6 separate regions of the Homo sapiens genome follow, and regions 1, 3, 4, 5 and 6 are each linked to region 2. A link is a contact called in ENCODE Hi-C or POLR2A ChIA-PET data. All regions are on one chromosome and are shown on one strand. The core of a region is the stretch at or near the end of the contact, and the rest is flanking DNA. Distances in the headings are between cores, read along the strand shown.

Region 1 (4,840 bases), core at 278-2,777, 850 kb before region 2:
GTCTCAACAAATGTGTGTACCCACTGCATTCTTACACATTTATAAAAGGTTGAACATTTGTTCTGGAAGGGAAAAAAAGGGCATTTTAACCTCACCTTTCTTCACCCCTGACAGTTGCCTAGAAACCAGTCTTGCCCTACCTGTGTTGCAGGTGTACCTCAAGTCACCGACACATCTCTTTTAAAGCTACAGTCTCCATTCTGACTTAAGTTTATGACTAACCATCTATTCATATTTTTATCAGGTAAGAGACTGGTTTCTTTCAAGCAATGATGAAATCCTAATAAAGACTTAGCAAGCACTAATACAGCACCATTCACGGTTAAAGAGTCATCTAATTTGTACAGGGCTATGATATACATATAAATACACACACAAAATTCCCAATAAGCATTCACGTCTTGAACACATAATTTTGCAGTCCGATTCCATTCAAAGCCGTACTTAAGACACTCAGAGCAAAGAATCACGTTTCTAGGAGAGAAGGAAGAGTTCAGAACAGCTTAGACGAATTTTTAAATACTGATTTCGGCATTACCATCGTCGCTGTGAGATTAGGCAGAGGGAGCGGGGCTGACCGCCAGAGAACCGGTACCAACCACCGCAAGCAATCGCCGAGCCTCCCACCCCAGCTTTCAAGACAGGATTTACGGGTACACGGTGTGAACAAGACAACGCAACCCCCTTTTTACAAATAAAAAAAAAATCAAACAAGCCCCCAGGCCCGAAGACGCTCATCCCCGCCGGGCAACCCCGCGAGCGCAGGCTGCGGGACGAGGACCTTCATGCTCGCCGCTCCCGAACCCCCGTCCGCTCCTGCGGTCCCGGTGCTGCGGGGACGTATCCCGGGCGCTCGGGTGCATGGCCCCGGCCAGCCGAGGGGCCGCGCGACGACCACAGCCGGCGTGGAGAAGGCGGCGGGCGCCGGCACTTCGCGGCGTCCCCAGGCCCGGGCTGCGCCGCCGGGGAGGGTCCCGCTCTCCACACCTCAATGGGGAGAAGCCCGCGAGCGACCGGCCGGCCTCTCCCTCCATCCCAGAGACTCCGCGTCGCGGCGACCCTCCCCGCGCCCTCCACGCCCCCGCCCTCGCGTCGGGGAGCCGCCTGGATCCCGGCGCCCGGCGCGGGGCCCCCTGAGGGAACGGAGCGCTGCGTGGCCCTCCCCACCCCCTCAGCGCGCCAGGCCCCTTACCCCGGAGGAGCGGCGGCTGCCCCGCGGCGCCCTCCCGCGCATGTCCGTCCCGGCTGGCTCAGCGCCGCGGGCTCAGGGGCCCGGACATCGCGCAGGCGCCTCTTGCTGGCTCGCGCTCCCGCTAGCACTCTGCCTCGCACCGGACCGCCGTCGCCGCGGCTGCCGCCGCCGCCTCTATATATAGCATAGGCCGCCGGGCCGTGAGGTCGCCGCGTCCCGCCCCGCCTCCTCCCGCAGCCAATCAGGGCGCGCGCCGCTTAAAGGGGCGATGCCGTGGCCGAGGCGTTGCGCCGGGCCCACCGTGGCGTATCGCGGCGCTGCAGGGAGCCGGCTTTGTCTCCCGGAGAGGCGTCTCCGGGCTGACCGCGGCCGCAGCTCCGCTCCTCTGCCTGAGCCGTGCGGCAGCCCTGGGAGCCTCTCAACGCCGAGCTTTCCTCAGAAGCCCGCGGCGACCCGGGCCTCGGCCGCTGTTCCTGCCCGAACTGAGGGCACATCGCGCTTCGCGCGGGATTTCCCATAAATTCAGGCTCCGGGCAAGATTGTGTGTTTTTTCCTCTCCGCGGGCCGCCGCTGGCCGTGTGGGCCGAAGAAGCCCTGGAGGGGGAGAGGGGAGCCGCTCTCGACTGGGCTTGCGGCGTGGGAGGGACAGTGAGGGACACTTAGGGACTGTGTGGGGCAGTGAAGGATAGTGTGGGATGATGAGGGACCGTGTGGACCGGTGAGCGACTGTGTGGGACAGTGCGGGACGATGAGAGACGGTGTGGGACGGTGAGGGACAGTGCGGGACGATGAGGGACAGTGAGGGACTGTGTAGGACAGTGAGGGACAGTGTGGGACGGTGAGGGACTGTGGGACAGTGAGGGACTTTGGGACTGTGAGGGACTCGGACAGTGAAGGATGGCAAGGGACAGTGTGGGACAGTATGGGACAGTGGACAGTGAGGCACTGTGAGGGGCGGTGAGGGACAATGAAGGATGTCAAGGGACAGTGTGGGACAGTGGACGGTGAGGTACTGTGAGGGGCGGTGAGGGACAGTGTGGGACTGTGAGGGATGGCGAGGGACAGAGTAGGACAGCAAGGGAGGATGAGGGGACAGAGTGGGCCGGCGTGGGGCGGTGAGGCTACGCGGGGGGAACCCAGGGCTCCTCTGACTGCGTTGGAATATGGAGGAAAGGTCCTGCTCGAGGTTGAGCCCTTCAGGGTCGCTGTGGGTTTCCAGGAGGAGCTCCCTCACTACTGACTTAGGGGGCCCTCGGCTTCCCAGGTTTGTGTTTACTCAGGCGACCTGAGCTGGCCCCGACGTCTTTTGGCTTTGGAGAGGCCACGGATGCCCAAGGACAAAGCCCCAGCGGGCCTGTGGGAGGAGGTTTCTCGGGGCGCCAGTGATGCAACTTAGGCTTATAGTTTAACCGTAAAATAAATAATACAAATGATAACAAACCAAGAGTGACTAAAGTCAGAAAAAAAGCAAACAGACGGAAACCCTCTAGTTTTAACTAGAACAAATTCCCTGGCTGGTCCTCTGTTGGGAGAGCCCAGAGACCTGTCGCTGACCTCTAGCCTCCTGGAGCCCCTGCTTGCACTTCAGCAATAATGCCTGATAGTTAGACACTGATCACTAGCTAATTGGGGTAGTTTAACATATGGAATGAGATTCTGGCCTTATTATCAGGTTAACTATTAACTCTACACCCCATGAAATGATTTGCCTTTCCCCCACTATTATTTACTTACATTCTTTTTAATTTAATTCAAAGGCCTAATTTTGAATTCAAGGCCTTAAGCACGAAAAGGAAAAAAAAAAGAAAAAGAATCTGAAGTATCTTTGCCCTCTCTCACTTGCAAAACAAACGAACGTTTTGCAGAGAGAAATCTGGCTTCCTTTCTGATGGCTCTTCTGGCTTACAAGGGGCTGTTGGGTCATTTTCATGCCTATGCCATTTGTCAACAATTCAGTTAACCTATCTTCTTACAGCCATTCATTTAGTATTATTTTAGGATGATGGAAATGAGTCACAACTAATTGCAGAGTTCCTTACCAACTAACTAGGTTTTTTGATCCAAAGAAAATCTGTCCCGATTTTCCTCCCATTTTGGCGTCATTTATGTTTGTGGCTTACCCATATGCTGTTATCAGTGTAAAAAAAAGATGAGTGTGAGAACTTGCCAGGGTACATCTTTTCAAACCTCACGGGACAGGATTTACTGAATGGGCACCTAAAGGAGCTCAAGTTTCATCTGAAAGGAGCCCTGGCTATACTATTTCAAGTCACTACAATACAGTTGTAATTTGTGCTTCGGCCTTATTGGCGTGCTTTTACATTCCCCTATTCATAAAACAGTGATAATCACCAGAGCAACCATCAAACACACCCCTTCTTTAGAGAAAGAAGATCAACAGGATACTCACTCTACAGTTGTGAGCTGTATGATGTGCTAATGTTTTGGTAAATTATCAAAAATCATAAAATCCCATGAGTAATATGTGATTAATCTGATTTTTCTATTTTAAACAACTTGCAAAATAAACTTGATTTATTCATTTTTTGGGGAAAACCTGTTTAGCCACTAGTTTGCTGTGTTTAGCTTGCAGTTATATAATATGGCTTTCTCAGCTGTGGAAGAATTACATGAGAAGACTTACACCCCACAAATTTTTTATCTAATAGTCTGTTAATGATGTGTTATAATAACATTGATATGTCAATAATATTGTAGGACATCTTGGGAAGAGTTTAAAAGCAAAACGCTAAGCATCTTGAAGTAATACTAGCATGTTGTGTTTATTAAGTGATTATTCATTGACCTTTAATAGATTAGAACACTACACCAGAGATTCGGGGAAATAGTCTCTTTTTCCTGAACCCAATTTGTTTTAAATTATCTCCAGAAAAGCATGACATTTAAAGTAAGACAGTGTTTTTTATATCTCTCACAGTCTGCTTAATTTTGAGGCCATTTTCCAAGGAATTTATATTAGTTGATTTTTTTAATAGAACTCAACATCTAAAACGTTAGACTTGCATCACATTGACCCAAATTGTCACTTTTCACTTGCCCTTCTTTCAGTGTAAGAAGAAGCTGTCTTTGGAGTGAGAACAAGGGTGAGGTTCTGGCTCAGAAACCTTAGAATCACAGACACTGTTTTCCTGAAAACATTGCTTCTTTCTCTCATCTCAAAGAAATGCCACAAGTCGTGTGTAAGTATAACATGCTGGACAGGTCCTTATTAAATTTATATTTGTATTTTGATATTATTTTAATCCTGTAGAAGAACATATACATTTTGGTGTTTATTCTTCTTGATTATAGAAGTTTTTGTGTTTCTACTTTGTTTATAATAAATATTTTAAAGTTAAACACATTTTGTATGTCCCTCTTGGTCCTAGAGCCTTTGTTTCTGTCTATACATAATATAAATGTATATTATGCACTTAAACTATTTTATAGATAAGTGTGCAATAAAAAAATACAACCAAGAGAGGAATTACATTTCCTAGAGGGTGTTTGCTTAGTGTGCTACATTGCATTTTGGGAACATTCATATTTCTGTTCATGGATGTTTCCAAAACGCATGCATGTACACACACACACACACACACACACACTCAACATATAAAATAAACTCTAGGTGATTCTTTTCATTTT
Region 2 (4,523 bases), core at 625-3,124:
ACAAACGTCTTAGGATGTGAAAATAAAGTGTGATTTTTTTTTTATTTTTTGAGACGGAGTTTCGCTGTTGTCGCCCAGACTGGAGTGCAATGGCGCCATTTTGGCTCACTGCAACCTCAGCCTCCTGTCTCAGCCTCCCGAGTAGGTGGGATTACAGGCGCCTGCCATTACGCCCAGGTGATTTTTTTTTTTTTTTGAGACGGAGTCGCGCTCTTTCGCCCAGGCTAGAGTGCAGTGACACGATCTCGACTCACTGCAGGCTCCGCCTCCAGAGTAGCTGGGACTACAGGCGCCCACCACCACACCCGGCTAATTTTTTGTATTTTTAGTAGAGATGGGGTTTAGTAGAGTAGGATGGTCTCGATCTCCTGACCTCGTGAGCCACCCACCTCGGCCTCCCAAAGTGCTAGGATTACAGGCGTGAGCCACCGCGCCTGGTCGATTTTTGTATTTTCAGTAGAGACGGGGTTTCACCACGTTGGTCAGGCTGGTCTCTAACTCCCGACCTCAGGTGATCCTGAGGAGGCCCACCTCGGCATCCCAAAGTGCTCGGATTACAGGCGTGAGCCACCGCGCCCGGACCATTCACAGCTTTTTTAGCTGCCTGGATGGAACCCCGAATTAGGGACACGGTAAATGAATGGAGCAGTCAGGGCCCGGGTGGGCCTGAAAGGCAAGTGAAGCAATGGACCCTACCGCCCAGAGAAGCGCACAGAGCAGGGGAACATTGAACAGGAAGCTTTCTTAAAATACATCCTTCTTGGCCTAGCGCGGTGGCTCACGCCTGTAATCCCAGCACTTTGGGAGGCCGAGGCGGGCGGATCACCTGAGGTCGGGAGCTCAAGACCAGCCTGGCCAACATGGTGAAACACCGCCTCTACTAAAACAACAACAACAACAAAAAAAAAACAAAATTAGCCGGGCGTGGTGGCGCATGCCTGTAATCCCAGCTACTCGGGAGGCTGAGGTAGGAGAATCGCTTGAACCCAGGAGGCCGAGGTTGCGGTGAACCGAGATCCGAGATCGCGCAATTGCACTCCAGCCTGGGCAACAATAGCAAAACTCAAAAAAAAAAAAAAACCAAATCAGATCAGGCCCGATTTTTGGTGGCCAGCCGGGGAGCCGCTCTTGCCCAACTTGGGCGAGGTCGCCTGGAGGACTTGCCAATGATCTAACGGCTCTGCTGTAGGTTCCTCAAGAGGTGCCTTCTCGGAGTTAAATGAGTCACCGCTTACTAGGCAGAAGCGCGGGCCGCGAGCGCGGGCGAGAGGCGGGGGCTACCGGTGGGGGAGGGGGCCGCAGCCTCGTGGCCATCTCCACTATCGCCGCCCTCCTCCATTTTAGGAAGGGCCTGGCCTGAGTGGCCACCGCCGCTAAGTCTGCGTCTATCCCAAAAACCTTACACTTGGCTACGATGGAAAAGCAACTTCCACTCCCAACTCCCGCTGTGCTAAGCAGCTCGCGTGTGCAGCTCCCGACCTTCCCTGACAGTGACTCGGCCCCGCAGTCGGTAATCACGTGTTGATCTGCACTTTCCCCTCCAAAGAAATCGGGGGCCCAGCACGTGCGCCTGGCATTGCGCCCCCGCCCCGGGCCTCGGGGTGAGCGGGGGCGCCAGTTCCCACCCAGGGAGGCGGCTTGCACGTGCCCCCGACCCCGCCACGCTGGGCCTGCGGGCGCGCCGCCTCCCTCGGAGGGAAAAGAGCCCCACAAGCCCAGAAAAGCCCTGCGCCGCCTGCCCGTTGCTCAGCCCTTCCCCAATCATTACCTAGCCACTGGGTCTCGTCGCCTAGGAGAGGAAGCGGAGGGTGCTGCAGACACCGAGGTGAACGTAAAGCCGGCGAGATCTCCGTGCTCCGGGTACCCACAGATACTGTCCGCGCCGCCCGCGCCGACTTCCTGCCTAGCTAAGGCGAGCCCCACCCACTTCCCGCCTCCGGGGCACGCCCCCTCAGCTCCGCCTCGCCATTCGTCGGGAGAGCCGTCACTCATTCCCTCACCTCCCGGAAAGGGGTGGGACTGCGACGGCTGCAGTAGCGTGGAAAGGGGGGTGACGTCCCGCGGACTTGAGGCGGGCAGATCTGGGGGGCCCCGACTCCCCAGCGGCCCTGTAGTGGTGCGGGCGAAACTCTGGCCCCAGATAGGACCGGTGAGCCGAACTGGGGTGTGCGGAGCCGGGGCTCCGGGGGATGGCCCGGGGCGGCGTGGCGGGCATGAGAGCTCGGGGCTCCGTCACGTACTCCGAGTCCCGCACGCACTCAGCGTCGCTCTGGGGCCCCACGTCCGGCCCTCGACCTTGCTGACAACTTTGGCGGCCCGGGCCTGCCGCGGCCCTCCTGCCCCGCCCCTCCTGCCTCGCGCCGCGATCCGAGAGACCCCGTTGGCGTCGAGTCGTTGAGAGGCTGCGCGCCTCGGCCCCACTCCGGGGTTGGGGCGCTGGCCCCGCCGCAGCGCTGCGTGTCCGGGGCCACGTGCGCCGCCTGCGCCTGCGCGCTGCCCTCCAGCCGCGCCCGTCTGGCCGGGCTCCGCCTGGCACCCGCCAAGGTGACCCTGTCCCTTTCTCCTTGCTGCGGTGAGAATCAGGCCGAGACAGCCAAAGGAAGGTTCACTTTCCTTTAATTCTACCTCATACTTTTTGAGTGCCTTCTAGGTGTCCGGCGCGCCCCCACGTGCTTCCCCAGTGTTAATTCATTCTCTCTCTAGTCCATGTCATGTTGCCTCTCAAATTTTACATCCCTCTCATTCCCATCTAGGGAACTAGATCAAACCTACCTGGATTCTTGTGAACCATTCATGTGAATTATTTGGAACTGGAATTTCACACAGACCCGGGGAATTTCTCAAAGTTCAAGACGGGTCATATTCCGTGGAATACGGAAGGAGTTGGAGTGATTTCACTTTTCTGATCAAGAACTGATAGCCATTAAAACTCAGCTCCGCAATATATCCCCCCACTCCAAGGGAGGGCTGAGATGATCACTTCGTTTTCTGTTACGGCTACTTTTATATTTTTCAACATTACTGCTGGTCTGTAAGAGAACTAAAACATCTGATTTTCCTCATTTCCTTGTAAAGAGGTGTTCAAATATGTACTTGAATTTAATTATTTCTTCTGGTCAGCTGCAAAACCTGCTTTTCTTCCTTAACCCCTAGCATTTTTATCCTCTTAGCTACAGACAGGTTTCCATGGCGTTGGTTAAAAATTAAGGCCTATTGAGACCATAGTATTTGCTTTCCAGTGAGTAAGAAGCAAGAACTTTAGGATTAAATTCAGCAAAAAGAAAAAAAAAAAGAGTAAAATTTTGCAAGCAGAGTTTGTGATTTCACCAGCAACACACTAACGTTTTTGGCTACTGAAAACCACTATCCCCAGCCCCATGACTCAGCAGCTAAATCAACAGCCAACATCTCCTACTGGTAAGGACTCTAAGAAATCAGGCACTTGGTACTCTCAGAGCAATTCTAAGGCGTGGCCCTGAAAGGGCTCCAAACAATCTTATTTTACATAAAAATGGTTAGAGAGATAAAGATACTCTGCTGTGGCCAGAACCAGTAAATCTAGCAGGAAATCAGAGGCCGAACATGATCCCGGACTGCTGCCGTTGCAAGATTCTTGGAGGCTGCAGCGCCACATTCTGAGCCAGCACTTCGACCTCACATTGTAGCTAAAATGTTAATGATTACTAGAGATGTCCTGAAATCTTTTTCAAAATTCACAGGCTGCCAAATGCCCTCCCTGTTTCCATAGCTCCTTAGGCTTTGTTAGCAGGCTGTGGGGTTCACATTTGCTTGTAGTCAGCACAACGGCATTGCATTTAGTTATTATTTCTCACTTGCTGTAAGCTTGTTGAGAAGTTTTATTGGTGGTGGGCAGGTGGGGAATAACTGTCCAAAGCTATCAGAATACCACACCTTGAAGCACTGTAGGTAACACATGCATGGTGTCTGCAGGTGGCCGGGATCAAGGGAGAGTGAATCTGCTACGACCTGTAACTCGCTTGGATTACTGATTCTCCCTGTGATACGTGTGTAAAAATCACTGGTCAGCTTGAGAAAGGGATCTTTGTGAAAGAGGGTCTCCAGCCAGATAGGGAACTTCAGGGTTGGATAAGGAGCTCTGGGGAGGTAAGATACCAGATGAGTGCAGAAGGGGATGTAGCTGGATGGTCCCTCCTCATAACAGATCATGAGGTTTTGGTATTCATCACTCAGTATTTCACGTACACCAGAGACTACATAAAGCGTATATAAATCTCTGTGTACCCACATCCCGCTTAAGAAATGGAACACCATGCTGGGCGCGGTGGCTCACGCCTGTCATCCCAGCACTTTGGGAGGCCGAGGCGGGCGGATGACGAGGTCAGGAGTTCCAAGACTAGCCTGACCAACATGGTGAAACCCCGTCTCTACTAAAAATATAAAAATCAGCTGGGCTTGGTGGCAGGCGCCTGTAGTCCCAGTTACTCAGGAGGCTGAGGCAGGAGAACCACTTGAACCCGGGAGGCGGAGCTTGCAGTGAGCCG
Region 3 (4,910 bases), core at 1,907-4,406, 710 kb before region 2:
GTCACCCTGTCTATCTTATGCACGTCCAAGTGCTCACCCATGAAGCTGGACTAGAGATTGAAAAGCACTCCACGCCTGGGCGTTGTGGCTTATGACTGTAATCCCAACACTCTGGGAGACTGAGGAGGGTGGATTACTTGAGTCCAGGAGTTTGAGACAAGCCTGGGAAAATGGTGAAACCCCATCTCTATTTAAATCATTATTTATATATATAAAATAAAAAAGCACCCCACATCCCTTTATTGCTGGAGATCACACTGTTTTTGGTAACTTTCATTGTCTCACTCTTTAGAAGTAATGACATGAATCATTTTAGTGCCAGTGCGAGTTAATTTACCAGCGTGGTTTCAGCATTAAGGCATGGACTGAATTTCAGGAAAATGCTTGTGATTAGCATCGCTTATTGCTATTTTACTTGAAGCTAAAAGATAAATCAGAGAAACAATATCCCAGTAAGGGCCCCCAGCAGGCGGTCCATCCTGACGATGACAGAGGGGGAGGAGGAACAATGGCTACACTTTACTCTGAAGTGGCTACATCACCTTTTTCTGGGCCAAGAAGCCCAGGTGCAGATGTTTTCTCTGCAGGGAGTGTGCTGAGCTGGGTTTTGTGGGCTGCAAACTCCTATCAGAAGTTGATAAAGTTCTGGGCCATTGGTTCTTAGCTGATTGGAGAAGCATTTCATAAGCTTAGAGTGTGAAACACCTAGAGATGAGTCATCCATATGGGCCAGTTCCCCTAAAAAAAAAAAAAAAGTCTCTACTGTTGTAAGCACACACACACACACACACACACACACACACACACACACCTTAAACTTTATCAGGGTCTCAAGTAAGTGATGAAATCGGATGTGAGTGGTGGCTCACGCCTGTAATCTCAGCACTTTGGGAGGCCGAGGTGGGTGGATTGCCTGAGGCCAGGCGTTTGAGACCAGCCTGGCCAACATGGTGAAAGCTCGTCTCTACTAAAAATACAAAAATTAGCTGGGCGTGGTGGCAGACACCTGTAGTCCCAGATACTCAGGAGGCTGAGGCGGGAGAATCACTTGAACCTGGGAGGTGGAGGCTGCAGTGAACCCCGATGGTACCACTGCACTCCAGCCTGGGTGACACAGCGAGACTCTGTCTAAAAAAAAAAAAAGACAGAATCAGATAATGTGTGGACAAGCCCTTCCCAAATTACAACCAGAAAGTGAAATCTGACAGAAGGGAAGAACAGGACAGCCCTGGGAGCTTCTAGTCATTGGAAGAGACCGGGGCTGCATGCAGATGGGGACCCTGTTGACAGCAGCCCCTGCCTGCCATGCTGAGACCCTGCGTGTGTGAGCATCCCCAGCTTGGTGGCTGAGCCATCTCCTTGTACCCCAACCACAACCTCCTCTGTGGCTCCAGTCACATCCTGTCCCTTCAGAAGGCCACTCACAGGACATGCCCTTCCTGTGGTGACTGGTCACCTTATTCATGAAGGAATGACTGAGGACATGACTGAGGTGTAGCAGAGTCAAGCTACACCGTGAGTGTCTGTGGGCACTGCAATACCTTGGAGCTGCTGGACTCCTGAACATTGTCTAAATCATCTTTCGCAGCCATCCATCTTCTGCCACATGGATTCCAGTTTCCATTGTGAGAAAGGGGTTCAACGAGCCATGGCATTTTCCACCAGAGGGTCAGCATCTGGGCCTCTGTTATTTTTCCTTTTGAGGCCCAGTTTTCTTGAAAACGAATAAAACTTACAGCTCTTAAAAATACCTAGGATGGGCTGGGCGCAGTGGCTCATGCCTGTAATCCCAGCATTTTGGGAGGCCGAGGCAGGCAGATCACGAGGTCAGGAGCTCAAGACCAGCCTGACCAACGTGGAGAAACCCTGTCTCTACTAAAAATACAAAAATTATACCGGGCACAGTGGCTCACGCCTGTAATCCCAGCACTTTGGGAGGCCAAGGCGGGCGGATCAAGAGCTCAGGAGTTTGAGACCAGCCTGACCAACATGGTGAAACCCCGTCTCTACTAAAAATTAGCTGGATATGGTGGTGCACGCCTGTAATCCCAGCTACTTGGGAGGCTGAGGCAGGAGAATTGCTTCAATCTGGGAGGCGGAGGTTGCAGTGAGCCGAGATGGCCCCACTGTACTCCACCCTGGGCAACAGAGTGAGACTCCATCTCAAACAAAAACAAAAACAAAAATGAGCCGGGTGTGGTGGCACATGCCTGTAATCCCAGCTATTTGGGAGGCTGAGTGGGGAGAATCACTTGAACCTGGGAGGCAGAGGTTGCAGTGAGCCAAGATCACACCACTGCACTCCAGCCCGGCCAATAAGAGTAAAACTCCGTCTCAAAAAAATAAAAAACAAGAAAAACCTAGGATGGGCCGGGCATGGTGGCTCATGCCTGTAATCCCAGCACTTTGGGAGGCCGAGGCAGGGGGATCACTTGAGGTCAAGAGTTTGACACCAGCCTGGCCAACATGGTAAAACCCCACCTCTACTAAAAATACAAAAATTAGCTGGACATGGTAGCAGGTGTCTGTAATACTAGCTACTCAGGAGGCTAGGGCAGGAGCATCACTTGAACCTGGGAGGTGAAGTTTGCAGCTAGCCAAGATCGCGCCACTGCACTCCAGCCTGGGCCGCAACAACAGCAACAACAAAATACCTAGGATGCAGCACTCTTCATGGATTTAATCTAATTATCATGTGAGATGAGTCAATGATCATGAATTGTAGGGGTAAAGAAAATGAGTCACAATGAGACCATTGGTGATGGGTCAGAAGGGGCTCCCTGGTTTCACCCTCCACTGCCCTGGGGGGTCCACGCTTCCCCTTGAGCTGTGGCTGGGTGATGCTGCCCTCAAAGGCCAGCTGTCATGGGCTTTCCCCACCCCGACCCTGAAATTTCCCCCATTTGTCTGAGCTATGGCCACCTTACTGGCTCAGAAGTCAGGCTACAATACTGCAATGGAACCGGGTGATGAAGTGTCATAAATAGTTAATACAAATTCTGCCAACAAGTTTGGGGTTAATAGCCGATCTTAAAATGGGTAAGGGAAAGAAAGGGAGAGGGAGGGAAAAAGGAGAGGGAAGAGAGAGAGAGACAAAGAAAAAGAGAGAGATTTTCTGGCATTCATCCTAAGCATTTCAGCCGTAAACTGGTTTAGGCCAGTGAGACAGGATGTTCTGCAGAGCAAAGATCACGTGACCACACAGTGCGAACAAACAGATGGTGTATCATTAACAAACTGCAACGCTGCATTTCCTAGTCTCTCCAGGGTGTCAGTGACCCAGGCAATTTAATTAAAAACATTAAAAAAAAAAAAAAAAGTGACAAGGGCCAAAGTTTCATCCTGTTTAAATTCAACTTCATCAAAAAAGTGGAGGGGCTATCCCTTCCATGAAACGTCCACATATGAGCCCCTCAGGGAAGTGGCACCAACGTGTAGGTCAGTGGCACAGTCAGGCCTCTGGTCAGTGGCCATTGATCCAGAAATGCGGCCAGGGCATGGCCAGGGCAGGGGCAGCTCCAGGACAGAGACCAGCTCGCCTCCCATTAGCCTCCTGGGGAGACAGGACAGGTAAACAGCAGGGAGCTCAGGGGGTTTTATGGACCAGGCCGTGTACACAGTTTGTCCCGAGTACAAACAAGCAGGTGGCCAGTCTCACCTTTGTTCTAAGAAGCGGGATCCAGGCAGGCCAGGAGGCCCAGAGGGTAGCTGTCAGGAGACACTGGGGCCCAACCAGGGCTTCCCACTGCAGGAGCGGGTCAGGAGCTTGGACACTCTCGGACACTCAGCACTGTCCTCGCTTGAACCTCCCCGGTAATGGCAGCATAAAGTGATGGTCAAGGGGCATCCGGTTGGGACTCAAGAAGCTTAATCCCAAATCCCTGCCCCACAGTCTACCAGTGACAGACACTGTGCTGAAGTCAGCCTCCACATGCTCACCTGTAGAATTGTGACAACATGGCAAGGGCAGGTGAAGGCCCCAGGATAGTGCCTGGCCATTGAGAGTGCTCTGTCGTGCAGGTGGGCATGGGCATGGGGCTGTCCAGAATTGAGCTGTTTTTTTGAGTTGGAGTCTTGCTCTGTAGCCCAGGCTGGAGTGCAATGGTTCACTGCAACCTCTGCCTCCCAGGTTCACGTGATTCTCCTGCCTCAGCCTCCCGAGTAGCTGGGATTACAGGTGACCAACACCACGCCCAGCTAATTTTTGTATTTTTAGTAGAGACAGGGTTTCACCATGTTGGCCAGGCTGGTCTCAAACTCTTTTTTTTTTTTTGAGACAGAGTCTTGCTCTGTTGCCCAGGCTGGAGTGCAGTGGTGTGATCTTGGCTCACTGCAAGCTCCGCCTCCCAGGTTCACGCCATTCTCCTGCCTCAGCCTCCCGAGTAGCTGGGACTACAGGCAACTGCCACCATGCCCTGCTAATTTTTTTTGTATATTTAGTAGAGACGGAGTTTCACTGTGTTAGCCAGGATGGTCTCGATCTCCTGACCTCATGATCCATCCACCACGGCCTCCCAAAGTGCTGGGATTACAGGTGTGAACCACCACACCCGGCCCAGGCTGGTCTCAAACTCTTGACCTCGGGTGATCCACCCGCCTCGGCTTCCCAAAGTGCTGGGATTACCGGTGTGAGCCACTGCGGCCGATATCTACGTTTTTAAAGACTCCTGTAATGGTGGCAAACTTGAGGCTCCTGGACATGGAAGGTGAAGAGGGCAAGAAAGCTGCAGGAGAAACCCTAGAGAGGTGGGACAGCTGGGGATCAATGGCTTAGGAATCTGTAAAGAAGGATATTTAGGTTTTTAGAATTTACATAAGGCCAGGCACGGTGGCACACACCTGTAATCCCAGCACTTTGGGAGGCTGAGGCAGGGGGATCGCTTGAGCCCAGGAGTTTGAGACCAGCCTGG
Region 4 (4,908 bases), core at 1,548-4,047, 710 kb after region 2:
CTGCCTTGGCCTCCCAAAGTGCTGGGATTACAGGCATTAGCCACCTTGCGGTAGCTCACACCTGTAATCCCAGCACTTTGGGAGGCTGAGGAAGGAGAATTGCTTGAGGCCAGGAGTTCAAGGCCAGCCTGGGCAACATAGGGAGACCTTCTCTTTACAAAAAAATTAGCTGAGCATGCACCTGTAGTCCCAGCTACTTGGGAGGCTGAGGTGGGAGGATCCCTTGAGGCCAGGAGGTTGAGGCTGCAGTGAGCCATGGGATTGTGCCACTCTACTCCAATCTGGACGACAGAGCAAGAGGGGCATCTGAGCCTGTGGAATGGTCTGACTTCAAAGTCAAGATCTGACAAACCATTTCATTCCTTTTACTTAAGAATTACAGATCCATGGATGATACTGCTGATAAAGGTGTGCTTAAACTAATGCACGTAATAGAATTGGCCACATAAAGAGTCCTTTGGGTGGGACATGCAAACTGAATCTTCCTTGGGAAGCAAATGGCACTTAAACACAATGCCTGCCTGCTGTTTTGAGGGAAGATACACCTTAAATGATTATTTTGTTTGCTCATGGCTGGTGAAAGCATCAAGACTGCATGGAAAGGCTTTTGCTGGGATACTCACAAGAAAGAGGAGGTCCAGACCCAAGTGAACCTCCAGGTTTCCTGTCTGCTTCACTTTCCAGTCCCCCTTCCCCCCAGTGAATGTGCATGATTCCGGTGTGGACAGAGGAACTGGCTGCAGGAGCAAAAAAACATTTGCCCTCAATCCATCACTACCCACAAAGAGTTTACAATGTTAACCTCAAAAAAAAAAAAGTGATCAGAACACTGGAACATAGTGTGTAATTAGATACAAATATTTTCTGTTTACTTTTTTAAAACTAGTAATTTAGCTGAAATCAATAATGAAACACAGTGACTCTTCCCCTTGAATCTCCTCCCACCACCAGGTAATCAGTTTGCAGTTCAGTGTTAACTATTCTCCACTTCCCACAAGCACATAAGGCTTTATTTAAGCTTTGGATATTATTTAAAAATCAATCTGCATGTTGCTTTTTCTTTTTCTTTTTCTTTTTTTTTTTTTTTTTGAGATGGAGTCTCACTCTGTTGCCAGGCTGGAGTGCAGTGACGCAACCTCAGCTCGCTGCAACCTCCGCCTCCTGGGTTCAAGCAATTCTCCTGCCTTAGCCTCCCATGTAGCTGGGACTACAGGCGCCCACCACCACACCCAGCTAATTTTTGTATTTTTAGTGGAGACCAGGTTTCACCATGTTGGTCAGGATGGTCTCCAGCTCCTGACCTTGTGATCCGCCTGCCTCGGCCTCCCAAAATGCTGGAATTACAGGCGTGAGCCACCATGTGCCCGGCCTGCATGTTGCTTTTTTGTTGTCGTTTTTGTTTTTTCAGAAGGAGTCTCCTGTCACCAGGCTGGAATGCAGCGGCACAATCTTGACTCGTTGCAACCTCCGCCTCCCAGGTTCAAGCGATTCTTGTGCCTCAGCTTCCCGAGTAGCTGGGATTACAGGTGTGCACCACCACGCCCGGCTAATTTTTGTATTTTCAGTAGAGATGGGGTTTCACCATGTTGCCCAGGCTGGTCTTGAACTTCTGACCTCAGGTGATCCGCCCGCCTCGGCCTCCCAAAGTGCTGGAATTACAGGTGTGAGCCACCGCGCCCTGCCTGCATGTTGCTTTTTAAAAACAATGTATCATCCATCTATGCCAATAACTCCAGATCTGGCTTTCTTTTCTTTTCTTCCTTTCTTTCTTTCCTTCTTTCCTTCCTTCTTTCCTTTCTTCCTTCCTTCCTTCTTTCTCTCTCTCTCTCTTTCCTTGCCTTTCCTTTCTTTTTTGAGAAGGAGTCTCGCTTTTGTCGCCCAGGCTGGAGTGCAGTGGCGCGATCTCGGCTCACTGCAAGCTTCGCCTCCCGGGTTCACGCCATTCTCCTGCCTCAGCCTCCCGAGTAGCTGGGACTACAGGCGCCCGCCACCACGCCCGGCTAATTTTTTGTATTTTTAGTAGAGAGGGGGTTTCACCGTGTTAGCCAGGATGGTCTCGATCTCCTGACCTCGTGATCCGCCCGCCTCGGCCTCTCAAAGTGCTGGGATTACAGGCGTGAGCCACCGCGCCCTGCCTGGATCTGGCATTCTTTCTAATGGTTGCATTATGTTCCGAACTATGGCTGTCCTATGATTTATTCAACCATGTCCCTATCCGTGGATGATCGTGTTTCTAAAAAGCTAGTTTTTCAACCATTAGAGCGGCTCAAGGAGCTGCTAAACAGCACTGGGCGCATAGGCTGGGTTTGACTAGACAGGATTAGCGAGGGGGAAAAAGACTAATTACAAGCAGTTGCGTACTCTGGAGATGCTCCCCTTAGCAGAAGCTCGGTGGACTGTCTGCAGCCAGACCTCCGGGCCTGGCGGCTGGCGCGGGAGGCAGAAGGCGGGGCTTTCCTACAGGGCTCCGTGCCCCGCCCTCCCCGCGCCGCCTTCCACCTCCGGCCGCGCGGGGGCGCTCCCCGGCCGGCTCTGTCGCTTCCGCCGCCGCCCCGCCCACCCGGGCTCACCCCTCGTCCCGATTGGCTGCGCGACGGGAGCGCGCCGAGTCAGGGGGCGGGCCCGCGCCCGCTACAAAGCGGCGAAGGTCACGGCGCGAGGAGGCGCGCGTCGCCGCCCCGCGTCCCGCCTGCGGCCCGCGCCCCCGGCGTCACCGCCTCCTGCCCGCCTGCCCGCCTGCCCGCCTGCCCGCCTACCCGCCTACCCGCCTACCCGCCTACCCCCCTGCCGGCCTGCCGTCCTTCCACGCGGAGAGCCATGGAGGGAGTGAGCGCGCTGCTGGCCCGCTGCCCCACGGCCGGCCTGGCCGGCGGCCTGGGGGTCACGGCGTGCGCCGCGGCCGGCGTGTTGCTCTACCGGATCGCGCGGAGGTGAGTGCATGGTTCGGCCCCACGCGGCCCTCTGCGCCGCCCGCCAGGCCCGCCCCCGCGCCGCCCCGGCCCGCTGCCCCCCTCGGCCGGGACCCGGGCTGCCCGCGGGCGCGCGGAGACCCCCGGCGCGCGCCGCCGCCCCCCGAGACCGGGTTGAGACTGCAGTCGGGAAGCGGCTGCGGAGTCGAGTGGAGCGGCGGGGACTCCGGGAACGTGGGGCGCGGGCGAGAGCGCCGCGCGGGGGCCACAAACTTCCTCCGGGAGCCGCGGGGGGCTGGAGCCGGTGCGCACGGGCCGCCCCTGCCCTCAGCCCCGTGCTGGGCCCCGGTGCACGGCGATGCTGGCGATCGCGGCTGGCGGTTGCTGCTCGGCATGTGACGTCCCGGGCGTTTTTCTACACGCCTCGCATCCGCGCGTTTCAGAGCCACAGCCCCTGCTTACGCTAGAGCAGCTGAGGGACAGGGAGGCTCAGTAACTTGCTGTTAATGAGAGGAATCATGGTTTGAGCCGATGGAATCTGCAGGGCAGACCCCGAGGCTGGGCTGCCTCCCAGAGGTGGGCAAGGCCTGAGATGCCTCCAAACAGTTCAAGACGGGCCGGGGCCACCCTCCTCCCTGCCCGGCTCACGGGCCATGCGGGCCCCCGGGTTCAGATCCGGCCTCTTTCATCGGCCTCCATCGCCAGGCATAAAAGCTTAGTGGCCTGTTGCTTCAGCAGAGCCTCGCAGGTAGCTTACTGTTTCTCCACTTGATCCACCTTTCCAGAGGGCAGGGGGGAAAGTGGGGTTGTGAGAACATCCTAGAAAGAGTGGATGGGTTTGCAGCTTCGGCAAGGGATGCAATGAGCTCACACCCTTAGGAAAAAGGGGAGAAGGGACTTGCCCACTCAGCAGCAAGTGGCAGAGCTGGGGTTTGAACCCTGATCGTCTGGCTGGTCTGTTTGTTCTTCCTTAACACATACCGGTGCTGCTTCTCTCCTCCAGGGGGGAAACGGGGAAAAAGAAGTACAGGTGGTTGAGTCACAGAGGCTTCCCAGAGGAGGAAGGCATGGGAGGGACATCAGCTGTGTCTGGAGGATGGGCCAGATGTGACTGAGGAGGGTAGCTGGGGATTGAGTGACCCCAGCCCAGAGGTCCCTGACAACCCAAGTCTCTCCATGTCGGTTTCTGCTGGATTCCTGGAAGTTGAGCATCTGCAGGACCAGCTTGTCCAAGCCGGTGGTTTTATACCCAGGGGACCGAGGTCCAGAGACCTCAGGTGATTTGCTCACATTCCCAGAGCATGTTGCCAGCTGAGCTGGTCCAGCACCCGGTGTTCTTCCTGGACGAAGCCGCCTCTCAGCTAACCCAGGATGGGGGGTGTTGCCTCAAGGATGAGAGCCTGGGGGAGGGGATAGTCTGCCAGCCACACAGCACCTCCGTTGTGTTTATTGAGGCTGGACTTGGACTGGGTGGCTCACTGTGCCACACACTGCAGCTGTCCTCAGGGATGCTGTCTCCCCTTCCTGCCCTGCTGGCCACAGCTCTCCATCTCCTGGAAACAAGAGTCTGGGGCCTTGGAGAGATATTGGGCTAGCTGGTGCCAGGGGAACTAGGAGGGTGCCTGGAAGTCCTTTCACGCCCCTGACGACACCAGCAGGTCACGGTGTGGCATTGAGACCCTTGCTGTTGATTGGGCCGAGAAGGGCCAGCCTTTCCCAGGATGCTTTAAGATGTCCTCATAGAGCACTGGGTTTCACCTGGAGGTCATAAATTGGCCACTGTCACGATTCAGAAGCCAGACCAACCTAGCAAGAGGTTGAGCCTTCCTCCGAGGAGGAGAGTGCTGTGACAGTGAGGAACCAAGCATTGACTCTGGCTGCAGTGTAGGTTTTGAATGACCCTCGGGAGGGCATGTAAGGAGAGCTGTTTTTGGAAGGCGACTTGGCTGGGTGGGTGTTTGCAGGCTCAGCACAGAGATGGACAGAGAGGAAGATGTAG
Region 5 (4,825 bases), core at 340-2,839, 780 kb before region 2:
GCCAGATAGACTTCAGCGCTGAAGGACTTTAGGTTTCAGAATCCCTTCTTATACACCACTCCCACTTTGGGGTCTAATGAGGCTACCACATGAAATCTATCAAGCAAATCTGAGATTTTCAGGGCAAATTGAAAAATCCATAATGTTTACATGGTCTAGATAAATTGTTATTGTTTATTTATATTCCAATTTCCTAAGAACTGATAGTAAAACTATCCTTACATGAACATGAAGAAAATTTCCAACACTCCAATATTATTTGTATCTACCTGTACTATCTCCAAGCTTTCCAGTTGAAAAATATAAAATCTGTGTTACTATTGGCCTCTGTCCCTTATTCCTGGACCTGGGCGTTAGCCTAGAGTCGCTCTGAAGTTAATGATTAAAATCTTTGAGTGGACATTCTCCACCGTTTCTTGGAAGCATTCTTGAGTTACCCGTTAGTTTCCAGTCTTAAACAGAGAAATACAGATACCACCTATTGGTAATGGTTTTTAGATCATGAATCTCCTTGTGGGATTACTTTGGAACATCTCCCCGCTCTTTATCGGCAGGCCGGATGGTGAAGGTCACTTCATCCTTTATCAGATTGTTATTCAACCACAATCCTTCTTTCAAGGATTCAGAAATACACAGGTTTCTACTAAAAGAAACGTCCATATCTTTAACCAATGCCTGTTTCTAGCACATTTCTCTAAGCGTAATTCTTTTTATCATCCAGATTCTTATGATTCATTCAAAAGAAATTTAGAGCCAAATCTGGCTTTTAAGCAAATATTTCTAACAAACTGACCTATTTTAGTATCACTCACCATAAGGTTATTTCAGGATGGTGAATGACAATATGCCAATGAACAGCAGAGGCTACCTTTTTTGATTCCTAAACAACCAGATTTTGTGAGACTACGTTTTTCTTCAGTGATTCATAATCAGTTTTGCAATTTGAAAGCAGTTTATGAGTCATTCAGTTTATGAATTTGTTGTCACTTCCTTAGAAAAGGGCTCCCTTTCCTTATAGCTTTTCAAGTTTAATTCAGTCGCCTGAAAGCTTTCATTTAACCTCAGTTTTTTCTGCTCCATGAAGAAAAACGATGTTATATATCCATTTTACTGTTACTATCAGGTAAGAAGGCCTAGGGACTAGTGACATCAATTCCACGAGCCATCAGTGTCCTGGGCTTTTAATTCACAGAAGAATGGATAGTTGTAATGAAAAAAAAATCTTATAAAAATACCAGTCCTGTTTTCTAAGTTTTAAATACAGATTCTCTGTTTTTAGTTATCTTGTTTCTGCTTCCCAATGCAATAAACTCTAGCCACCTGCAGGACTGCTGGATATTCTGATCTCTCCCTAGGATGAAAGAGCCACTTTAACTGGAAATCTTTACAACAAAACACCCTCAACTATTCAAGGAAGAAATTCGGTAGACTTCCATGCACGAGGCCTTTGAGAAGAGAAAATAGGCCCTCGTTCAGGCCCAGACAGATCATTGACAGCGTTTTTGGATTCCTTTTTTGATCAGGAAATTAGATCAACATCCTTATAGGGAAAGGTTCATTTGGGGCACAGGTGGGGCTCTTTAGTTAAAGTGTCTACTTCTCAGTCCATATTAGGCAACAGGAACTGCCTGAAAGGCACTTATTTTTCATTCTGTGTCATTCAACCATAAATGACTCAGTTCTGATATTATTTACCAAGCTCCTGTTGAACTCATAGGAGAGGCAGCTGTGCAGCACTCGTAATGCTAATCTTAATATAGTCTCAGCAGGGTATGCAGTCAGTGAGAAGTAAGACGGGTCATTTTTCCTTAAGATCATATTAATTAACTAGCTGACTCATCTCCCAGGAACTGGATTGAGTCCTCAAAATGCTTCATTTCTAAAATCATGGAGGCTTAATCTAAGTAATTTTACTGTCATCTGGTAAAGCTTATTAAAGCTTAAGGGTTTTTTTTAAAAGGCACACTTGAAAACTTAGAGGATTAGAGAAACTAAGGTAATTTTAGTAGCAGCAATGAGTATTTCATTTTTAACATTTAAACATTAATCTGGCATTCTGAAAGGCCTGAGATCTTATTGCTTCTTAAAATAGGCTTTGTTTTTTAGAGCAGTTTTAGGTTCACAGCAAAATTGAATGGAGAGTTCCCATATACTCCCTGCCCACGCAGGCACAGACTCCCCACTGCCAGTGTGCTGTACCGTAGTGATAAATTTGCTGCAATTGATTAACTCGCATTGGCACATCAGTATCACCCGAAGTCCACAGTTTACATTAGAGTTCACTCTTGGTGTTGTACATTCTATGGATTTTGACAAATGGATAAAAACACTTATCTACCATTATAGTATCATACAGAATAGTTTCACCGTCTTAAAAATCCTCTGTGCTTACCCACTCAGATCTTATTTTTAGTTTCAAAGTTAATGATCTAAATATGAGAACTGAAATCTGCAAATTTAAAAAAGCACAAGAACCCAAGTGTTTAACTTAAAATCAATGGTTCTTAAAAATCATTAATATAATGTAAAAATACTAAATATTAAATTTCAACATTAATCTTGAGATTTAATTAATTCAAAACATATGTCTGAAATGTACCTTTGCAGTAGCCATGAAAAAAATGTGTTACCTAAGTAAATAGTTTAAGTGTCTGAGAAACTTTTGGCCAAGGGACTGCAGTCACTATTGCTAATTCCCTGCTATCTGGAACTTAGCTACAATTAAGCAAATAAACAACAACAACAAAGGACAGAAAAATCTCTGAAAAATCCCCCCAAATTAGGAAAATAAGCAACACAGTTCTTTTCTTTTCTTTTTTTTTTTTTTTTTTTTGAGATGGAGTCTCTCTCTGTCACCCAGGCCGGAGTGCAGTGGCATGGTCTTGGCTCACTGAAACCTCCACCTCCTGGGTTGAAGCAATTCTCCTGCCTCGGCCTCCAGAGTAGCTGGGATTACAGGCATGTGCCACCATGCCTGGCTAATTTTTTTGGTATTTTTAGTACAGACAGGGTTTCACCATATTGGCCAGGCTGGTCTCGAACTCCTGACCTTGTGATCCACCAGCCTCAGCCTCCTAAAGTGCTAGGATTACAGGCATGAGCCACTGCACCCGGCCCAGCAACACATTTCTAAATAATTCATGAGTCAAAGAAGAAATTACAATGGAAATTAGAAAATATTTGAACTGAATGAAAATGAAAACACAATTTATCTAAATTTGTGACATGCAGCTAAAGTGGTGCTTAGAGGAAAGTTTATAGCAGCATTAAATACATATATTGGAAAAAAAGAAAGGTCTAAAATTAATGATCTAATCTCCTACCTTAAGAGACTAAAAAAAGAAGAGCAAATTAAACCAAATATAAGCATAAATAAAGATAAGAGTGAAAACTAATGAAAGAGAAGATGATAAAACAATAGAGAAAAATCAGTAAAATCAATAGCTAGTACTTTGAAAAGATTAATAAAAGTTATACCCCCTAGCCAGACTGATCAAGAAAAAAAAAAAGAGGAAAAACACAAATTACCAAAATCAGGAATGAAAGGCCATCACCATAGATCCTACAGACATAAACAGATTATAAGGGGATATTTTGAATAAATTGATGCCAATAAATTTCAAAATTTAAAGGAAATAGAAAATTTCTTTGAAAGATAAAAATTACTAAAACTGATTTGAGAAGAAATAGAAAATCTTAGTAGCCTTATATCTATTAAGGAAATTATTATTAGTTACTATTATTATTTTGAGACAGATTCTCACTCTGTCACCCAGGCTGGAGTGCAGTGGCATGATCTCAGCTCACTGCAACCTCTGCCTCCTGGGTTCAAGCGATTCTCCTGCCTCAGCCTCCCAGGTAGCTGGAATTACAGGTGCCTGCTACCATGCCTGGCTAATTTTTGTATTTTTAGTAGAGACGGGGTTTTGCCATGTTGCCCATGCTGGTCTCAAACTCATGGCCTCAAGTGATCCCCCGCCTCGGCTTCCCAAAGTGCTGGGATTACAGGCATGAGCCACCACGCCCGGCCTATTAAAGAAATTAAATTTGTAATTTAAAAACTTCTGACTAAAAAGATACCAGGCCCAGATGGCTTCAATGGAGAATTTTATCAAATATTTAAGAAAGAAATAACATCAATCATATGCAAATTTTCAGAAAATAGAGGGAGAAGTAATACTTTCTAACTCATTTTATGAAGCCAGAATTACCATGACAAAATTATTATAATAAAGAAAATTATAGACCAGTATCATAGGTGCAAAATCCATAACAACATATTAACAAATCAAATCCAAAGATATATATATATATATATGGAGGTTAATACCATATAGGGTGTATTCCAGGAATTCAAGATAGATTTAATTTTCCATTTGTTGTTTTTTTTTGAGGCAGAGTCTCACTCTGTCACCCAGGCTGGAGTGCAGTGGCGCAATCTGGGCTCACTGCAACCTCCACCTTCTGGGTTCAATTGATTCTCCTGTCTCAGCCTCTGGAGTAGCCTGGATTACAGGTGCCCGCCACGACACGCAGCTAAGTTTTGTATTTTTAGTAGAGATGGGGTTTCGCCATGTTGGTCAGGCTGGTCTCGAACTCCTGGCCTCAAGTGATCTGCCCACCTCGGCCTCCCAAAGTGCTGGGATTACAGGCATGAATCACAGCACCCTGCCCAAGATTGGTTTAATTTTCAAACTAAATTGATGTAACTCACAGAATAAAGGAGAAAAAATTTCTGATATCTGTGTTGGTGGTCCCTAAGGCCTCCTCCAGATTCGCCTCCTAGAGAGGACTCACGGGCTTCAGGATCTAGTCATGCTCATGG
Region 6 (4,600 bases), core at 585-3,084, 770 kb after region 2:
GAGCCTCTCAGTCATGCCTGCTGTAGGGGAGGAGAGAGTGGCCTCCCTCTACCCTCTAAATTCCTTGGCTGGGCTCCACATTAAATTTACATAAGGCAGATTAACAAGAGAAAAACCATGTGTAACTAAGACCTATGCATGGGAATCCCACAAAATACAAGACTGGATGAAGGCTCAGATGAATAAAGCTCATATAACATCCTACAAGGGACAGGAAACATTCCTTCAGAAAGGAATAGGGCTTGGGTCAGGTGTGGTGGTTCACGCCTGTAATCCCAGCACTTTGGGAGCCTGAGGCGGGTGGATCATGAGGTCAGGAGTTCAAGACCAGCCTGGTGAACATGGCGAAACCCCACCTCTACTAAAAATACAAAAATTAGCCAGGCACGGTGGTGTGCACCTATAGTCCCAGCTACTCAGGAGGCTGAGGCAGGAGAATTGCTTGAACCCAGGAGGCTGAGGCTGTGGTGAGCCAAGATCACGCCACTGCACTCCAGCCTGGGCAACAGAACAAGATTCCTCAAAATAAACAAAACAAAGAAACAAAACAACAAAAAACAAACAAAAAAACATGAAAATCAGCTGGGTGTCGTGGCGTGTGCCTGTAATCCCAGCTACTTGGGAGGCTGAGGTAGGAGAATTGCTTGAACCCAGGATGCAGAGATTGCAGTGAGCCGAGATGGCACCACTGCATTCCAGCCTGGACAACAGAGCAAGACTGTCTCAAAAAAAAGAAAAGAAAAAAGAAAAAGAAAGAAAAGAAAAGAAAAAAAGGAATAGAGGCTTGGGATCCTGGGGAGGTGGTACACAAGTTAAGGGAGAGTGAGGGGAGAGAGGGTAAGGTGAATGAAGCTTGTCTTCTTATGCGGATAAAATTTCTCAGGTAAGAAAAGTTAGCTCTGAGCAGCCCTCCGCCTGATACTAATACTTTACCAATGGAGATTTTCCTTTTCTTTTCTGTTTTTGAGACAGGGTCTCACTTTGTTTCCCAGGCTGGAGTGCAGTGGTGCCATCATGGATCACTGCAGCCTCCATTTCCCTGGCTCAAGCCATCCTCCCACCTCAGCCTCCCGAGTAGCTGGGACTACAAGGTGTGCACCACCACGACTGGCTAATTTTTAATTTTTTTGTAGAGACGGGGGTTTCCCTATGTTGCCCAGGCTGGCTTGAATTCCTGGGCTCAAGTGATCCTCCCGCCTCGGCCTCCCAAATTGCTGGGATTGCAGGAGTGAGCCACAGTGCCAGGCCTGGAGATTTTCTTTATAGATAGAAATCATTTTACAAAAGGACAGCTTTTCAGATCTACTCCTGTGCCTGCAGTTTCTAAGAATAATCCCTTCAAAATATGGCGAAGAAGTATATTTTGGGGTGGCACACGCTGGTCTCCCATAGTCACATTTTGGGTGTGTGTCCTGAGCCCCAACACTGGTCACCTCGCAATGGCGCTTGGGGTCCCTGGGTGCCTAGAGCTGCAGGTTACCCCCTCTTCTTCTCCTGCTCTCAGCCTTTCTCCCGCTCCTGCTGAAATTCTTTCCTGCGTGAAGGCGGAGCGCTTAAAGGCGCCTAGGACCTTTATTTCGTTGTTTTCCTTTGCATAAAAAGAAAACTTGTTTTGTAGAAGGGCAAGCAAGGTGCAGCTTCCAGAGGCACCTGGGATGATGCCCCTCTAGCGGTAGGCGAACTGGGGAGTGTGGGCGGCGGGGGAAGGCGAGGCCCTGGAGGACCTGTTGTTTTTCCTGTTGCAAGTGAAAAGGAAACAAAGTGGGAAGTGGAGTGTGCGGGTTGGCGGCAGGCGGGGCGCCCCGGCGCGCCCCGCCTCCCTCCCTCGAGGCTCACTCGCGCCCAGCGCAGTCGCTCCGAGCGGCCGCGAGCAGAGCCGCCCAGCCCTGCCAGCTGCGCCGGGACGGTAAGCGATCGCCGCTGGCTGCGTCAGGGGAGGTGGGAAGAGGACCGCGGCCAGGGGCTTTGGGAGCTGCGGCTGCGCTCGGGGGCGCGGGGCTGGCTGGCGGGCGTCTCTCCGGCACACACAGCCCGTGCGCCCTGGCCCTGGGCGCCTCCCCGAGTCTAGCGAGCCGGGTCCTGGGAGCCCCGGGGGCCGGGCTGCTGGGACCTGGGCGGGGGCTGCCCTAGAGGCCCGGGGCCGTCCCCCGTGGGCCCGCCGAGAGGGGCGTGCGCAGCTCCCCGGCGCCTGCACTGCGCGCCTTGCCCGCCTGGCCCGGCAGCGGGGTTTCAGCTGCGCTCACAGCGGCGGTGCGGCCTCCGGTGCGCCGGCTGAGGCGCGAGGATACTGGAAGCGCTCAGCGCGTGCGCCCGCTCCGAGCGCTGACTAGAGGACCAGGGGCCTCCTCTGTACGGCAGCGGGGTCCACAGAGAGCGCGCTGGTGATGTCGCCCGAGTGCCCTGGCGCGGAGAGAGGGCTGCGCACAGTTCGCCGGCGCCCGGGTCCTGTGCGCCCTTCCCAGCCTGGGCAAGTGGGGAGCGGGGCTGCAGAGGGGCCGGGGTGGAAGTTTTCGGGGCTTCCTCCCGGCTCGTGGACCCGCGCCCCGCCTCCCAGTCCCGGGCCTCCCGCGTTGCTCGCCGCGTTTGCTGCAGCGGCGCAGGCGAGATCAGCTCCGGATCTGCGGCCGAGCCGGGGTTACGCCGGCAAAACCGCCCCCAGCTTTGCATTTCCGGACTTTTTAAAAAAATACTCTTACCCGTAATTCAGCCTGAATGAGGCTTTTTAAAAAAATCGAGTTTCCTGTTTTTATTTAGGCTTCCTCATTTGCACCTCCTCCTTTGAGGTAGAGAAGAGGGGAACTGGGACGACCTTTCGTGGGCACCAGGATGGGGGCGTTGCAGGGCGGGGAGACGGGGGTCCAGAGAACCGGGGAAGGGCCGCTGGGAGGTCCCGAAAAGTGCGCTGTGGGTGGGGCGAGGGTGAAGCAGGTAGGGGCGAGATTTCCGGGGTCGCGGGTGGGGGGCGCCCTGGAGCGGCCAAGGTGCAGGGTCCTCGCGTGGCACCCTTGGGATCTGCCCAGTTTGCGGATGGAGCGCGGGGCTGATCGGGCAGGTCTCACTTGTGCAGGTGTTCCCTGGAAGGTGGGACCTGCAGATCTTGAACCCCACCAGACTCCATCAAGGGGGCTTCTTCCCGCCGATTCCTGAGAAGTCCTACCTCTGAGATGCTGGGCACAGCCGCACGTGGATGTGGGCGGGTGTGCCGTGGGTTGGAGTGGGAAGGGGCAATTATTCCTCTCTCAGGGCTCTCGGAGGGGAAGGTTTACTGCTCCCTAGGGACTTTGAAACCAAGGGCTAACCCCCTGCTCTCTTCCAGGAGAGTGGGATACCGCCCGGGTGCCTGACGGTGCCTTGGTGTTCTTGACAATTGAATGGTACCATCGGGACATTACTCCCCAAAGAACTGGTCGTTCTTACCTAGGTGATTTCAGCTGGACAACTGTAGGAGCTGAGTGGTGTTGTCTTCATTTTACAGTTAAGGAAACGAAGGCTCAGAAAAGTTAAATAACTCACCAACCCACACAGTTTACAAGTAGTTTCTCCAGGATCCCAGCTCTTTCCGACGCCAGCGCGTTTAATCATCTGGGGGTGCCGTTGCTTGCGGGGGAAGGAGAATGTCCTAGTAATTCTCTTGGGGGGGATTTGGAGGGGACGACTGTTCAGAGAGGCACCCTCTAAGATACCCTTGAGACTCCTCTGTAACACCCGCTGCTGCTGTTCACACCCCCTCCCCAATTTGATTGATGTGTTGAGTGGGGCGGAAGGTTCTTTTGGTTGATGAGGCTGCGACCAAACGCAAGGAGATATAAATAGAGCTTTCTCTTTGGCTCTCTCTAGAGCAGAAATGCCAACCCCTTAGCATTTCCATGGCCTGCTGGAGTTTCATTTCTTGATATTAGGATTCCAGCCATCTTGGCTGGTGAGAGGCCTGCTGGCGGCTTCCTGGGCTTGGTCCTCTTTTGGTGCTTTCACAGAATGATGGAAGACACTGGAGTGGGCTGGAGGAGTGCTCTTAAAACCCAGTTGTGGCTGAGAGCGGTAGCTCATACCTGTCATCCCAGTGCTTTGGGAGGCCCAGACGGGAGGATCACTTGAAGCCAGGAGTTCAAGGTTGCAGTAAGCTATTACAGTGCCACTGCGCTCCAGCCTGGGTGACAGAGCAAGAGCCCATCTCTGAGAAACATAATACAACAACCCAGTTGCCTGCTCCAGAGACAACTAAGCTAGCCTCCTTCTGAGCCCCACTTCCCCCGCCCTTCAGCCCCTGTTCAGAAACAGACTACATTGGCCACACTACTCACTTAGATGTTTCTGGAATTAGGGCACGTGCCCCAGAGGTACTCCCGACCACGCAGATGTCCCCTTCTGGCAGGAAAAGCGCGTTTCTGCGTTTCTGCAGCCTCAGTCCACGCCGCCAGGTCTTTGCACTAAGCTGTGGGCTCCGTTTCTCCTCCGATACCATGTTTAGCAAGTGTTTCCTGAGATCACACGGGGTGCCAGGGGCTGTGCTAAGAACAGGGCAGGCAGACTGGGAGGGCATCAGCCCCTGGGGGGCTTACAGGACAGACAGTCCACCAATGGTTGTGCGAAAGCCAGCCCG

The links. Hi-C counts contacts between places; a loop is a spot of excess contacts on that map. ChIA-PET counts read pairs that join two places held with the same protein, here RNA polymerase II (POLR2A). Pooled maps may share reads with other maps.
Region 1: a map of B cell shows a loop between it and region 2 (12-fold over the local background). The contact joins the promoter of ERRFI1-DT here to the promoter of ENO1 in region 2. A Hi-C loop is called at or near these places in 1 of 168 maps with a recorded cell type or tissue (B cell), 1 of 37 single-sample maps with no recorded cell type and 12 of 50 pooled maps.
Region 3: a pooled map shows a loop between it and region 2 (29-fold over the local background). The contact joins the enhancer-like site here to the promoter of ENO1 in region 2. A Hi-C loop is called at or near these places in 2 of 37 single-sample maps with no recorded cell type and 6 of 50 pooled maps. POLR2A ChIA-PET finds 5 or more read pairs at or near these places in 2 of 52 experiments (CD4-positive, alpha-beta T cell and activated CD8-positive, alpha-beta memory T cell).
Region 4: a pooled map shows a loop between it and region 2 (14-fold over the local background). The contact joins the promoter of TMEM201 here to the promoter of ENO1 in region 2. A Hi-C loop is called at or near these places in 1 of 37 single-sample maps with no recorded cell type and 10 of 50 pooled maps.
Region 5: a pooled map shows a loop between it and region 2 (10-fold over the local background). The contact joins the enhancer-like site here to the promoter of ENO1 in region 2. A Hi-C loop is called at or near these places in 2 of 37 single-sample maps with no recorded cell type and 3 of 50 pooled maps.
Region 6: a loop to region 2 is called in a map of CD8-positive, alpha-beta T cell, with 10 times the contacts of the local background. The contact joins the promoter of PIK3CD here to the promoter of ENO1 in region 2. A Hi-C loop is called at or near these places in 1 of 168 maps with a recorded cell type or tissue (CD8-positive, alpha-beta T cell), 2 of 37 single-sample maps with no recorded cell type and 10 of 50 pooled maps. POLR2A ChIA-PET finds 5 or more read pairs at or near these places in 3 of 52 experiments (GM12878, activated B cell and activated CD4-positive, alpha-beta T cell).

The regions. Positions count from the first base shown.
Region 1 is chr1:8,024,966-8,029,805 of GRCh38, forward strand. It overlaps ERRFI1-DT (ERRFI1 divergent transcript), which reads left to right and starts at 1,528. Exons shown (of 3, transcript NR_185980.1): 1 at 1,528-2,456; 2 at 4,262-4,392. ERRFI1 (ERBB receptor feedback inhibitor 1) reads right to left here and starts at 1,344. Exons shown (of 4, transcript NM_018948.4): 1 at 1,193-1,344. RefSeq lists silencers at 1,160-1,259, 1,380-1,429.
Region 2 is chr1:8,876,812-8,881,334 of GRCh38, forward strand. It overlaps ENO1 (enolase 1), which reads right to left and starts at 1,875. Exons shown (of 12, transcript NM_001428.5): 1 at 1,769-1,875. It overlaps ENO1-AS1 (ENO1 antisense RNA 1), which reads left to right and starts at 2,024. Exons shown (of 2, transcript NR_038351.1): 1 at 2,024-2,149; 2 at 2,754-3,074. RefSeq lists enhancers at 712-1,304, 1,305-1,898, 1,899-2,490 and silencers at 1,249-1,368, 1,579-1,628, 2,349-2,598.
Region 3 is chr1:8,166,740-8,171,649 of GRCh38, forward strand. No RefSeq gene overlaps it. Among named protein-coding and RNA genes, the nearest start is that of LINC01714, 39 kb to the right of the region's middle. RefSeq lists an enhancer at 210-883. Within about 2 kb of position 3,157, at least 26 of the 41 ENCODE cell types and tissues checked have a DNase peak (open chromatin) inside an H3K27ac peak, as active enhancers do.
Region 4 is chr1:9,586,114-9,591,021 of GRCh38, forward strand. It overlaps TMEM201 (transmembrane protein 201), which reads left to right and starts at 2,798. Exons shown (of 11, transcript NM_001130924.3): 1 at 2,798-2,930. The coding sequence starts at 2,818. RefSeq lists silencers at 2,394-2,803, 2,814-3,013, 3,174-3,243.
Region 5 is chr1:8,095,907-8,100,731 of GRCh38, forward strand. The region is part of intron 2 of ERRFI1-DT (ERRFI1 divergent transcript); the gene reads left to right. Among named protein-coding and RNA genes, the nearest start is that of ERRFI1-DT, 72 kb to the left of the region's middle. RefSeq lists enhancers at 775-1,974, 1,340-1,389. Within about 2 kb of position 1,590, at least 18 of the 41 ENCODE cell types and tissues checked have a DNase peak (open chromatin) inside an H3K27ac peak, as active enhancers do.
Region 6 is chr1:9,649,897-9,654,496 of GRCh38, forward strand. PIK3CD (phosphatidylinositol-4,5-bisphosphate 3-kinase catalytic subunit delta) reads left to right here and starts at 1,835. Exons shown (of 24, transcript NM_005026.5): 1 at 1,835-1,906. PIK3CD-AS1 (PIK3CD antisense RNA 1) reads right to left here. Exons shown (of 2, transcript NR_027045.1): 1 at 4,302-4,600; 2 at 2,714-4,147. RefSeq lists a silencer at 1,748-2,637 and enhancers at 2,818-2,887, 4,028-4,077.